Regions from separate parts of the Homo sapiens genome. Here region 2 is linked to region 1. Evidence: read pairs that join two places in POLR2A ChIA-PET (ENCODE). Cell type or tissue: PC-9. All regions are shown on one strand. Links, peaks and the distances in the headings refer to the core of each region. The heading gives the core; the rest is flanking DNA.

Evidence for each region. Peaks named below come from ENCODE experiments on the same cell type or tissue, not always from the same donor. Only the 100,000 strongest peaks of a DNase experiment are listed, where the experiment ranks them.
Region 2: POLR2A ChIA-PET joins it to region 1 with 13 read pairs; 2 of 35 experiments call an interaction of 5 or more read pairs at or near these places.

The regions. Positions count from the first base shown.
Region 1 is chr19:49,931,918-49,937,556 of GRCh38, forward strand. ATF5 (activating transcription factor 5) reads left to right here. Exons shown (of 3, transcript NM_001193646.2): 3 at 505-2,018. The coding sequence ends at 1,175. MIR4751 (microRNA 4751) reads left to right here and starts at 1,147; the gene lies at 1,147-1,220. In PC-9, for the core only: no CTCF peak of the experiment used is centred there; a DNase peak (open chromatin) is centred at 414; H3K27ac peaks cover 22 bases.
Region 2 is chr19:49,490,395-49,495,713 of GRCh38, forward strand. RPL13A (ribosomal protein L13a) reads left to right here. Exons shown (of 8, transcript NM_012423.4): 4 at 81-182; 5 at 385-470; 6 at 646-705; 7 at 1,031-1,153; 8 at 1,335-1,914. The coding sequence ends at 1,421. It overlaps SNORD34 (small nucleolar RNA, C/D box 34), which reads left to right and starts at 513; the gene lies at 513-578. It overlaps SNORD35A (small nucleolar RNA, C/D box 35A), which reads left to right and starts at 781; the gene lies at 781-866. SNORD33 (small nucleolar RNA, C/D box 33) reads left to right here and starts at 223; the gene lies at 223-305. RefSeq lists enhancers at 213-816, 1,982-2,221, 4,785-5,319. In PC-9, for the core only: a CTCF peak has its summit at 2,102; DNase peaks (open chromatin) are centred at 2,487, 2,978 and 3,357; H3K4me3 peaks cover 561 bases; H3K27ac peaks cover 3,439 bases.

The DNA of each region.
Region 1 (5,639 bases), core at 327-5,326:
TAAAGGAGATGTTGGAATGGTTGAAGAAATGCTTGGTTGACTGTTGCTTGAGTCATTGGTTGGTTGGCTGGTTCTTTTTTTCTTTTTTAATTTTTTTTTTCTCCTGGACCCTCTTATGGGTTAAGACTGATTCTTTCATTGGCTAATTTGTTGGGTTTTGGTTAACTGGTTCATTGGTTGATTAATGGGTTGATTGGTTGGTTGACTGATTTATTTGGTTGGTTGACCGATTCCCTGATTGATTGGTCGACTAGTTCATTGGTTGGTTGGTTGGTTGGTTGGTTGACTGGGTGGTTAGATGGTTGATTGTTGGTTGGTTCGTTGACTGGTTTATTGGTTTCTTCACTGGTTTGTTGGTTTATTGACTGGTTTGATGATTCAGTGGTTAGTTGTTTTACTGAATGAATGGGACAGATGCACCTGAATGAGACGTGAGTCAGCACCCAACTACGCAGAAGACCAGCAACTCAGGGAATTTTGTGTCCCTCCCCACTTTAATCCCAGGTGATGGCTTCTCTGACTGGATGACTGAGCGAGTTGATTTCACAGCTCTCCTCCCTCTGGAGCCTCCCTTACCCCCCGGCACCCTCCCCCAACCTTCCCCAACCCCACCTGACCTGGAAGCTATGGCCTCCCTCCTCAAGAAGGAGCTGGAACAGATGGAAGACTTCTTCCTAGATGCCCCGCCCCTCCCACCACCCTCCCCGCCGCCACTACCACCACCACCACTACCACCAGCCCCCTCCCTCCCCCTGTCCCTCCCCTCCTTTGACCTCCCCCAGCCCCCTGTCTTGGATACTCTGGACTTGCTGGCCATCTACTGCCGCAACGAGGCCGGGCAGGAGGAAGTGGGGATGCCGCCTCTGCCCCCGCCACAGCAGCCCCCTCCTCCTTCTCCACCTCAACCTTCTCGCCTGGCCCCCTACCCACATCCTGCCACCACCCGAGGGGACCGCAAGCAAAAGAAGAGAGACCAGAACAAGTCGGCGGCTCTGAGGTACCGCCAGCGGAAGCGGGCAGAGGGTGAGGCCCTGGAGGGCGAGTGCCAGGGGCTGGAGGCACGGAATCGCGAGCTGAAGGAACGGGCAGAGTCCGTGGAGCGCGAGATCCAGTACGTCAAGGACCTGCTCATCGAGGTTTACAAGGCCCGGAGCCAGAGGACCCGTAGCTGCTAGAAGGGCAGGGGTGTGGCTTCTGGGGGCTGGTCTTCAGCTCTGGCGCCTTCATCCCCCTGCCTCTACCTTCATTCCAAACCCCTCTCGGCCGGGTGCAGTGGCTTATGCTTGTAATCCCAGCACTTTGGGAGGCCAAGGCAGGAGGATCGTTTGAGGCCAGGAGGTCAATACCAGCCTGGGCAACATAGTAAGACCCTGTCTCTATTAAAAAAAAAAAATCAACCCTTCTTCCCCACCAAACCACCCAACTCCTCTCTACTCTTATCCTTTTATCCTCTGTCTCTGCTTATCACCTCTCTTGCGTATTTCTGGATCTCCTTCCCTCCTTTCTCGTCCAAATCATGAAATGTTTGGCCTTAGTCAATGTCTATGCCCGTCACATAACAGCCGAGGCACCGAGGCCCACAGGGAAGCAGCTGGGAGCTTGGAAACCTGGTCTCTTGAATTTCAAACCTGGTTTCTTACAGGTGGTTGTCTGGGGTGGGTGGAGTGGCGACAGGATAGAGCTGAAGGACTATGCAAATGAGGAAGTAAGTCAGGGCGGGCTTTGAGAAGGGGACCCATATCCTACAGGCAAAAAGCAGGCTAGGTGACCTTGGGACACTACGCTAAGGGAGGGAGGCTAAAGGCGGCCAGGTTTGCAGTGCGGGAAGATGAGCAGGCCAGTGGGAGGAGGGGCAGGGCAGGGCTGTAGTTGGTGACTGGGTGTTCATTTTAGCTCTAAGAAAAAAAATCAGTGTTTCGTGAAGGTGTTGGAGAGGGGCTGTGTCTGGGTGAGGGATGGCGGGGTACTGATTTTTTTGGGAGGTTATGAGCAAAAATAAAACGAAACATTTCCTCTGGCTTGTGCATCTTGTCTTTGAGAGAAGCAGCTGGGGAGAGGCGGCCTTGTAATCTCAGCACTTTGAGAGGCTGAGGCGGGCAGATCACCTGAGGTCAGGAGTTCAGGACCAGCCTGACCAACAAGGTGAAACCCCATCTCTACTGAAAATACAAAATTAGCTGGGTGTGGTGGCGTGTGCCTGTAATCCCGGCAACTTGGGAGGCTGAGGCAGGAGACTCGCTTGAGCCAAGGAGACGGAGGTTGCAGTGAGCCAAGATTGTTCTATTGCACTCCAGTCTGGGAAACAAGATTGAAACGCTATCTCAAAAAAAAAAAAAAAAAAAAAGGGGGGGGGAGGTGGGGAGGGCCGGGCGTGGTGACTCACGCCTGTAATCCCAGCACTTTGGGAGGCTGAGGTGGGCAGATCACGAGGTCAGGAGATTGAGACCATCCTGGCTAACACGGTGAAACCCTGTCTTTACTAAAAATATGAAAAATTAGCCGGGTGTGGTGGCGGGCGCCTGTGGTCCCAGCTACTCGGGAGGCTGAGGCAGGAGAATCACTTCAACCTAGGAGGCAGAGCTTGCAGTGAGCCTAGATTGCGCCACTGCACTCCAGCCTGGGCGACAGAGCAATACTCCATCTCAAAAAAAAAAGAAAAAGACAGTAATAAAGATAACAGGGTGGGTGCAGTGGCTCACGCCTGCAATCCCAGCACTTTGGGAGGCTTTGCCAGGTGAATTGCTTGAGCCCAGAAGGTGGAAATCAGCCTGGATAACATAATGAGACCTCATCTCTACAAAAAATAATTTTTAAGAAAATGGCTGGGTGCTGTGGCTTACGCTTGTAATCCCAGCACTTTGGGAGGCCAAGGTGGGTGGATCACCTGAGGTCAGGAGTTCGAGACCAGCCTGACTAACATGGTGAAACCCTGTTTCTACTAAAAATACAAAATTAGCCAGGCATGGTGGTGGGCGCCTGTAATCCCAGCTACTTGGGAGGCTCAGGCAGGAGAATCCCCTAAACCTGGGAGGCGGAGGTTGCAGTGAGCTGAGATCGCACCATTGCATTCCAGCCTCAGCAACAAGAGTGGAACTCCATCTCAAAAAAAAAAAAAGAAAAAAAATTAGTGGGTGAGGTGGTGTGCACCTGTAGTCCTACATACTTGGGAGGCTGAGGCAGGAGGATCGCTTGAGGCCAGAAGTTGGGGACCAGCCTTGGCAACATAGCAAGATGCTGTCTCTACAAAAAAAAAATTAGGTGGGGCCGGGCGCCTTGGCTCAACGTCTGTAATCCCAGCACTTTGGGAGGCCGAGGCGGGCGAATCATTTGAGGTCAGGAGTTCAAGACCAGCCTGGCCAGCATGGTGAAACCTCATCTACTAAAAATACAAAAAAAATTAGCCAGGCATGGTGGCGCATGCCTGTAGTCCCAGCTACCTGGGAGGCTGAGGCAGGAGAATGGCTTGAACCCAGGAGGCAGAGGTTGCAGTGAGCTGAGATCACACCATTACACTCCAGCCTGGGCAACAGAGCAAGGCTCTGTCTCAAAAAAAAAAAAAAAAGAAAAGAAAAAGAAAAGAAAGAAAATTAGCTGGGCGTGGTGGCATGAACCTGTAGTCTGTAGTTCCAGGTACTCAGGAGGCTGAGGCGGGGGGATTGCTTGAACCCAAAGGTTGAGGCTGCAGTGAGCCATGTTTGTGCCATTGCACTCCAGCCTGGGTGACAAAGCAAGAACCTGTTAAAAAAAAAAAAAAAAAGACTGGGCACAGTGGCTCATGCCTGTAATCCCAGCACTTTGGGAGGCTGAGGTGGGTGGATCACGAGGTCAAGCAATGGAGACCATCCTGGCCAACATGGTGAAACCCCGTCTCTATGAAAAATACAAAAATTAGCTGGGCATGGTGGTGCACACTTGTGGTCCCAGCTACTCAGGAGGCTGAGGCAGGAGAATTGCTTGAACTCAGGAGGCAGAGGTTGCATTGAGCCGAGATCGTGCCACTGCACTCCAGCCTGGGCAACAGAGCAAGACTGTCTCAAAAAATAATAATAAATAAATACATAAATAAAAGAAAAAAGAAAAAAAAAGTTCTCCACCCAGCAGCAAAGCATCTTTCTTTGCAACAGTGCGGAATTTTACCGGAGCCTTGCGTGTGTGGACAACAGCGACAGTGAAGAAATCCCCCCACTTTTCCGGCCCAGGTGTAGTGGCTGACCCCTGTAATCCCTACACTTTGGGAGGCCAAAGTGGGAGGATCGTTTGAGCCCAGGAGCTTGAGAACAACCTGGGCAACATAGCACGACCCTGTCTCTACAAAAAGTTAAAAAAAACTAACAACAAAAAAGAAATCCTCCCGCTTTTTTGCATTCCAGGAGATGGCTTACTGAGAAGAACCACCCTTCCGTATATGACTTAGATAAGACTTGAGGATGAACCCCTTGTCTAAGACAAGGGCAGACATAGACCCTCCAAATTCCCATTTCGTTGTCTCGTACATGATTAACTGAACTGTTTTGTCCCCAGTGATCAATTGAAACAAAATGCTTGTTTAACCTAACTTACTCTCCTCACTGCCAGGCCTCTGAATTTCAGTCCATCCACAGCCTCAGCCAGAATACAGCCCCTCCTTAAGCACCTCTCCTGAGAAGAATAAAACATTCCCTGGTCGATTGTCCTGTACAATAGCCCTTGCATCTTATTTTCCCACAGCTGGTTCTTTCTAACCTTGTTTACTCCTCCCCATAAAAGAAAAAGTCTTTGGCTGTGCACATGGCCTGCGCCTGTGGTGCCAGCACTTTGGGAGGCTGAGGAGGATCCCTTGAGTTCTGGAATTCCAGAGCAGCCTGGGCAACATAGCAAGACCCCATCTCTACAAAAAAATTACAAATTAGCCGTGCATGATGGCACGACAGTGAGCTGAGATTGCACCACTGCACTGCAGCCTGGCGACAGAGTGAGATTCTGTCTCAAAAAAAAAAAAAAAGGAAAAAAACCTGCCCAATTCTTGTCTCACTTGCAAATCTTTTGCTTCTCCCTATTGCAATGTCCTCACCTTTATAGCAATAGTCCCTTTCCCACCTTAAAAAAATCCTTTCAAATAAAGTTTCTTTCCTCAAGGCTGCAGTGAGCCATGATTGCGTCTGGGTGACATAGCCAGACTGAGTCTCTAAATAAAGTCTCCTCACCAAGTATGATTTTTTTAATTGAGGTGAAATTCATATAATAGAAAACCATTTTACAGGGAACATTTCATAGAACAGTGGCATTTAGTACATTCGCGGTTCTGTGCAACTACTGCCTCTCTTTCCTAATCACTTCTATCACTCCAAAAGAAAACCTCATCCCCGTTAAGCAGTTACTTCCCACTTCTGCCTTCTGATGTGTTTTGTATTTGTATTCATTGAATGCTTGCAATTCCATGAAGTGGGGAAATGAGTATAAGTCTGTTTTTTTTTTTTTCAGACAGAGTCTTACTCTGTGGCCCAGGCTGGAGTGTAGTGGCGCGATCTTGGCTCACTGCAACCTCTGTCTCCCGAGTTCAAGCGATTCTCCGGCCTCAGCCTCCTGAGTAGCTGGGACCACAGGTGCACACCACCAAGTCCAGATAATTTTTGTATTTTTAGTAGAGACGGGGTTTCACC
Region 2 (5,319 bases), core at 320-5,319, 440 kb before region 1:
GTTTCTGAGAAGGCCCTTGGAAGTGGGGTTTTGGGGGTGCTGGTAGACTGGGCAGGCCTCACACTCTCCCCTCTCCCTAGTGAAGTACCTGGCTTTCCTCCGCAAGCGGATGAACACCAACCCTTCCCGAGGCCCCTACCACTTCCGGGCCCCCAGCCGCATCTTCTGGCGGACCGTGCGAGGTGAGCAGAGCGTGGGGACTGCAGGTGGTGACGGGCAGGCGGCCGGTGATGAGAACTTCTCCCACTCACATTCGAGTTTCCCGACCATGAGATGACTCCACATGCACTACCATCTGAGGCCACCCCATGGGCCCACCTCAGTGGGGTGGGTGGGCATCCTTATGAGGCCCTCTGACTGGGCCTGCTATCTGTCACCCAACAGGTATGCTGCCCCACAAAACCAAGCGAGGCCAGGCCGCTCTGGACCGTCTCAAGGTGTTTGACGGCATCCCACCGCCCTACGACAAGGTGAGCTATGCCAAACCCCACAGGCAGCGGCCTTACCTGTGGCGTCCATGATGTTCCGCAACTACCTACATTGTTTGATCCTCATGAAAGCAGCACTGGCTGAGACGCCAGTCCAGCCGACCTCCTTCCCTGTCTGTCCCTCCCGGGCTCTTAAGCCCCTCTCTTTCTCTAACAGAAAAAGCGGATGGTGGTTCCTGCTGCCCTCAAGGTCGTGCGTCTGAAGCCTACAAGAAAGGTGAGTCCCAGCTTACGCTGCACCATCTACTTGGGAGATTTCAGGCCTGCTGAGGGACCTGGGGACCTGGAGCCTGGCAGATGATGTCCTTATCTCACGATGGTCTGCGGATGTCCCTGTGGGAATGGCGACAATGCCAATGGCTTAGCTGATGCCAGGAGGCTTGGGTGGGTGCTTTTCTAACAGGCCTGCAGAGAACAGTTGCATTATGATATGCCCAGCTGTCAGTCACCTCCCAGCTCTCAACAGCTCCGGCTCTTCAGGGTGTGGGGGCTTAGATATCCTTACAACTTCATTTGTTCACCCCCCCCCCCCCCCCCCGCAGTTTGCCTATCTGGGGCGCCTGGCTCACGAGGTTGGCTGGAAGTACCAGGCAGTGACAGCCACCCTGGAGGAGAAGAGGAAAGAGAAAGCCAAGATCCACTACCGGAAGAAGAAACAGCTCATGGTGAGGCCAGGGGCTGGTGCTGAGGGGGGCATCTCACTCCTGGACAGGCCTGGCAGGTGCCTTGCTCACAGAGTACTCTTAACTGGCAAAGGACCAGCCGGGGTTGGGGTGGGATGCAGTCCATGTAATGAGGGCAATGCAACCCCTCCTGACCACCACCACCTGCACTTATTCTTGGCAGAGGCTACGGAAACAGGCCGAGAAGAACGTGGAGAAGAAAATTGACAAATACACAGAGGTCCTCAAGACCCACGGACTCCTGGTCTGAGCCCAATAAAGACTGTTAATTCCTCATGCGTTGCCTGCCCTTCCTCCATTGTTGCCCTGGAATGTACGGGACCCAGGGGCAGCAGCAGTCCAGGTGCCACAGGCAGCCCTGGGACATAGGAAGCTGGGAGCAAGGAAAGGGTCTTAGTCACTGCCTCCCGAAGTTGCTTGAAAGCACTCGGAGAATTGTGCAGGTGTCATTTATCTATGACCAATAGGAAGAGCAACCAGTTACTATGAGTGAAAGGGAGCCAGAAGACTGATTGGAGGGCCCTATCTTGTGAGTGGGGCATCTGTTGGACTTTCCACCTGGTCATATACTCTGCAGCTGTTAGAATGTGCAAGCACTTGGGGACAGCATGAGCTTGCTGTTGTACACAGGGTATTTCTAGAAGCAGAAATAGACTGGGAAGATGCACAACCAAGGGGTTACAGGCATCGCCCATGCTCCTCACCTGTATTTTGTAATCAGAAATAAATTGCTTTTAAAGAAATCTGGCGTCTTTGCACTGTGTCTGCTGTGGAGGCAGGCCCCTGGCAAATGGGGGGTGAGGAGCTTGAAGAGGGTAGAATGGGCTGTGCTAATATACAGAATATATGTAACTTGCTATAAATTGAATGATCCTTTATAGACACCGTTTACAAACCAAAGACATAAAATGTGGCCAGCAGTGCCTGGTGCTTCCTAGTTAATGTAAAGCTGTCTCATTCTAATTCAGCTGCAAAGTATGGACCCATGCCCTGCTGCCAGGCTGCTGTAGTCCCGGCGGTCTGTAGAGACTAGCATTTTGCAAATGATAAGCACTAGAATAACAGATAACGCTAGGCTTTATGCACTAAGAGAACCCATTAGATCTGCCAGTCTGAATCCCAGAAAGGGCACTGATACAGAGCATTTAGTACTAGGTAGCAATTTCATAAAATGTCCCTGGTCAAAGCTTGCTGGAGCAGGCCCCGTTCCCATTTTACTGATGTCTAGCAGTCGTGTTCAGTAATACGTCATACCCAGGTCTCCACGCTAAACAGCCTAAACACTAAAAGTAAACATGCTGTGAAGTAAAGGAAGCTAGATTCATGCTGTCCTTGCGGTTGGATGCCAAGATTCAGGAGTAACTGTTTGTTACCTGTATACTTACATGTACAACCTTACCCCAGAGAAAGATGAGTGGACAGTGATGTGCATTGTGTTGATAGCAGATTATAACTTGCCACACCATTCCATCAGGGGCTTATTAACCTTTCCAGAAGAGTCTGAAGAGACCGCAGTGGCTTGTGTTTTCCCTGAGAATCAGTGAACATGGGTGGTGCCTACCCCTGCCAGAGTCCCCACATGGATTCTCATCCACCAGAGAAGCCGACTCCAGAAATAACCAGACTTAGAGCATAATCTTCAATTTCACCAATTCCATGTGAAACGGCACAATTATCCTCCAAAAGCATGATCCATTAGCAAATGGGAATGTGGGCTTTATAAAAATTTTTAAGACTGAGAAGACACCATCAGGAAAGACGAGCCACAGACTAGGAGAAAACATTTACAAGTCATCTCTTTTTGAAGGTCTTGTATCCTGCCATAAAGAACTCTTGGCCAAGTGCAGTGGCTCACGCCTGTAATCCCAGCATTTTGGGAGGCCAAGGCGGGTGGATCAACTGAGGTCAGGAGTTAGAGACTAGACTGGCCAACATGGTGAAACCCCACCTCTACTAAAAATACGAAAATTAGCTGGACGTGGCGCAGGGCGCCTGTAATCCCAGCTAGTCGGGAGGCTGAGGTAGGAGAATCACTTGAACCCGGGAGGCAGAGGTTGCAGTGAGCCGAGATTGCACCACTGCACTCCAGCCTGGGCGACAGAGCAAGACTCCGTCTCAAAAAAAAACAAAAACAAAAAACAAAAAAAACTCTTACAGGATGTGGTGGCTCACACCTGTAACCCCAACCATTTGAAGTGAGAGGACTGGCTTGAGTCCAGGAGTTGGAGTCCAGACAGGGCAACATAGGGAGACTCTGAGTTAACAAGAATTTTTTTTTTTTTTTTGAGACAGAGTCTGGCTCTGTCGCCCAGGCTGGAGTGCAGTAGCGCGATCTCGGCTCACTGCAAGCTCCGCCCCCCGGGTTCACGCCATTCTCCTGCCTCAGCCTCCCGAGTAGCTGGGACTACAGGTGCCCGCCACCGTGCCTGGCTAATTTTTTTTATTTTTAGTACAGACGGGGTTTCACCGTGTTAGCCAGGACGGTCTCGCTCTCCTGACCTCGTGATCCACCCGCCTCCACCTCCCAAAGTGCTGGGATTACAGGCGTGAGCCATCGCGCCCGGCCAATTTTTTTTTTTTTTTTATTAAGATGTTCTATAGCTGCACTAACTGATACACAATACACAAGCCACTAACCCCACTTGTGGCTCCTGAGCACTTAAATATGAATAGAGTGAGGCTGGGTGCAGTCTCACCTGTTCCCGGAACTTTGGGAGGCCGAGGCTGGAGAATCACTTGAGCCCAGGATTTCGAGACCAGTCTGGGTAATATAGCGAGACCTTGTCCCTACTAAAAATAAAATAAATTAGCTGGGCATGGTGACACATGCCTGTAGTCCCAGCTACTTGCAAGGCTGAGGTGGGAGGACTACCTGAGGCTGGGGAGGTCGAGGCTGCAGTGAGCTATGATTGAGCCACTGTACTCTAGCCTGGGCGACAGAGAGATACCCTAGGGAGTCTCTAAAAATAAATAAAATACCGGCCGGGCGTGGTGGCTCACGCTTGTAATCCCAGCACTTTGGGAGGCCGAGGCGGGCGGATCACGAGGTCAGGAGATCGAGACCACGGTGAAACCCCGTCTCTACTAAAAATACAAAAAATTAGCCGGGCGTGGTGGCAGGCGCCTTGTAGTCCCAGCTACTCGGAGAGGCTGAGGCAGGAGAATGGCGTGAACCCGGGAGGCGGAGCTTGTAGTGAACCGAGATCGCACCACTGCCCTCCAGCCTGGGTGACAGAGCGAGACTCCGTCCAAAAAAAAAAAAAAAAAAAAACCGTAATATTCAGCTATAGACTTGTGCTGTTCAACACAGTAGCCTTTAGCCACATGTGGCTATTTAGATATAACACAATCAAAGTTAAACATTTATGTCCTCAGTCATAAAAGCCACATTTAGAGTGCCAGTGACTACCGTGTCCACCAGCGCAGATATAGAAAATTTCCATCACATAAAGTTCTACTAGACGATCCTGTTATCTTCAGAAAAACGGCAGAAGGATCGCTCCACGCCAACCCCTGGCACCAATTAAATCATCGTCTGCGGATGAAATGAGGAGAGAGTAGCTTTCTTTCTCTTTTTTTTTTTTTTTGAGACGGTCTCGCTCCGTCGCCCAGGCTGGAATGCAGTGGCGCAATGATAGCTCACTGTAGCCACGACCTCCCCAGCTCAAGCGATCCTCCTCCCTCGACCTCACAAAGTGTTGGGATTACAGGCGAGGCGCACTGCACTCGGCGAGAGTAACTTTCTTTCTTTCTTTTTTTTTTTTTTGAGACGGTTTTGCTGTTGTTGCCCAGCCTGGAGTGCAATGGCGCGATCTCGGCTCACTGCAACCTCCGCCTCCCAGGTTCAAGAGATTCTCCTGCCTCAGCCTCCTGAGTAGCTGGGATTACAGGCATGCGCCACCATGCCCGACTAATTTTGTATTTTTAGTAGAGACGGCGTTTCTCCATGTTGGTCAGGCTGGTCTCGAACTCCTGTCCTCAGGTGATCCGCCCACCTCGGCCTCCCAAAGTGCTGGGATTACAGGCGTGAGCCACCGAGCCCGTTTTTTGTTTGTTTGTTTGTTTTGTTTGATACGGAGTCTTGCTCTGTCGCCCAGGCTGTCTGTCGGCCAGGCTGGAGTGCCATGGCGCGATCTCAGCTCACTGCA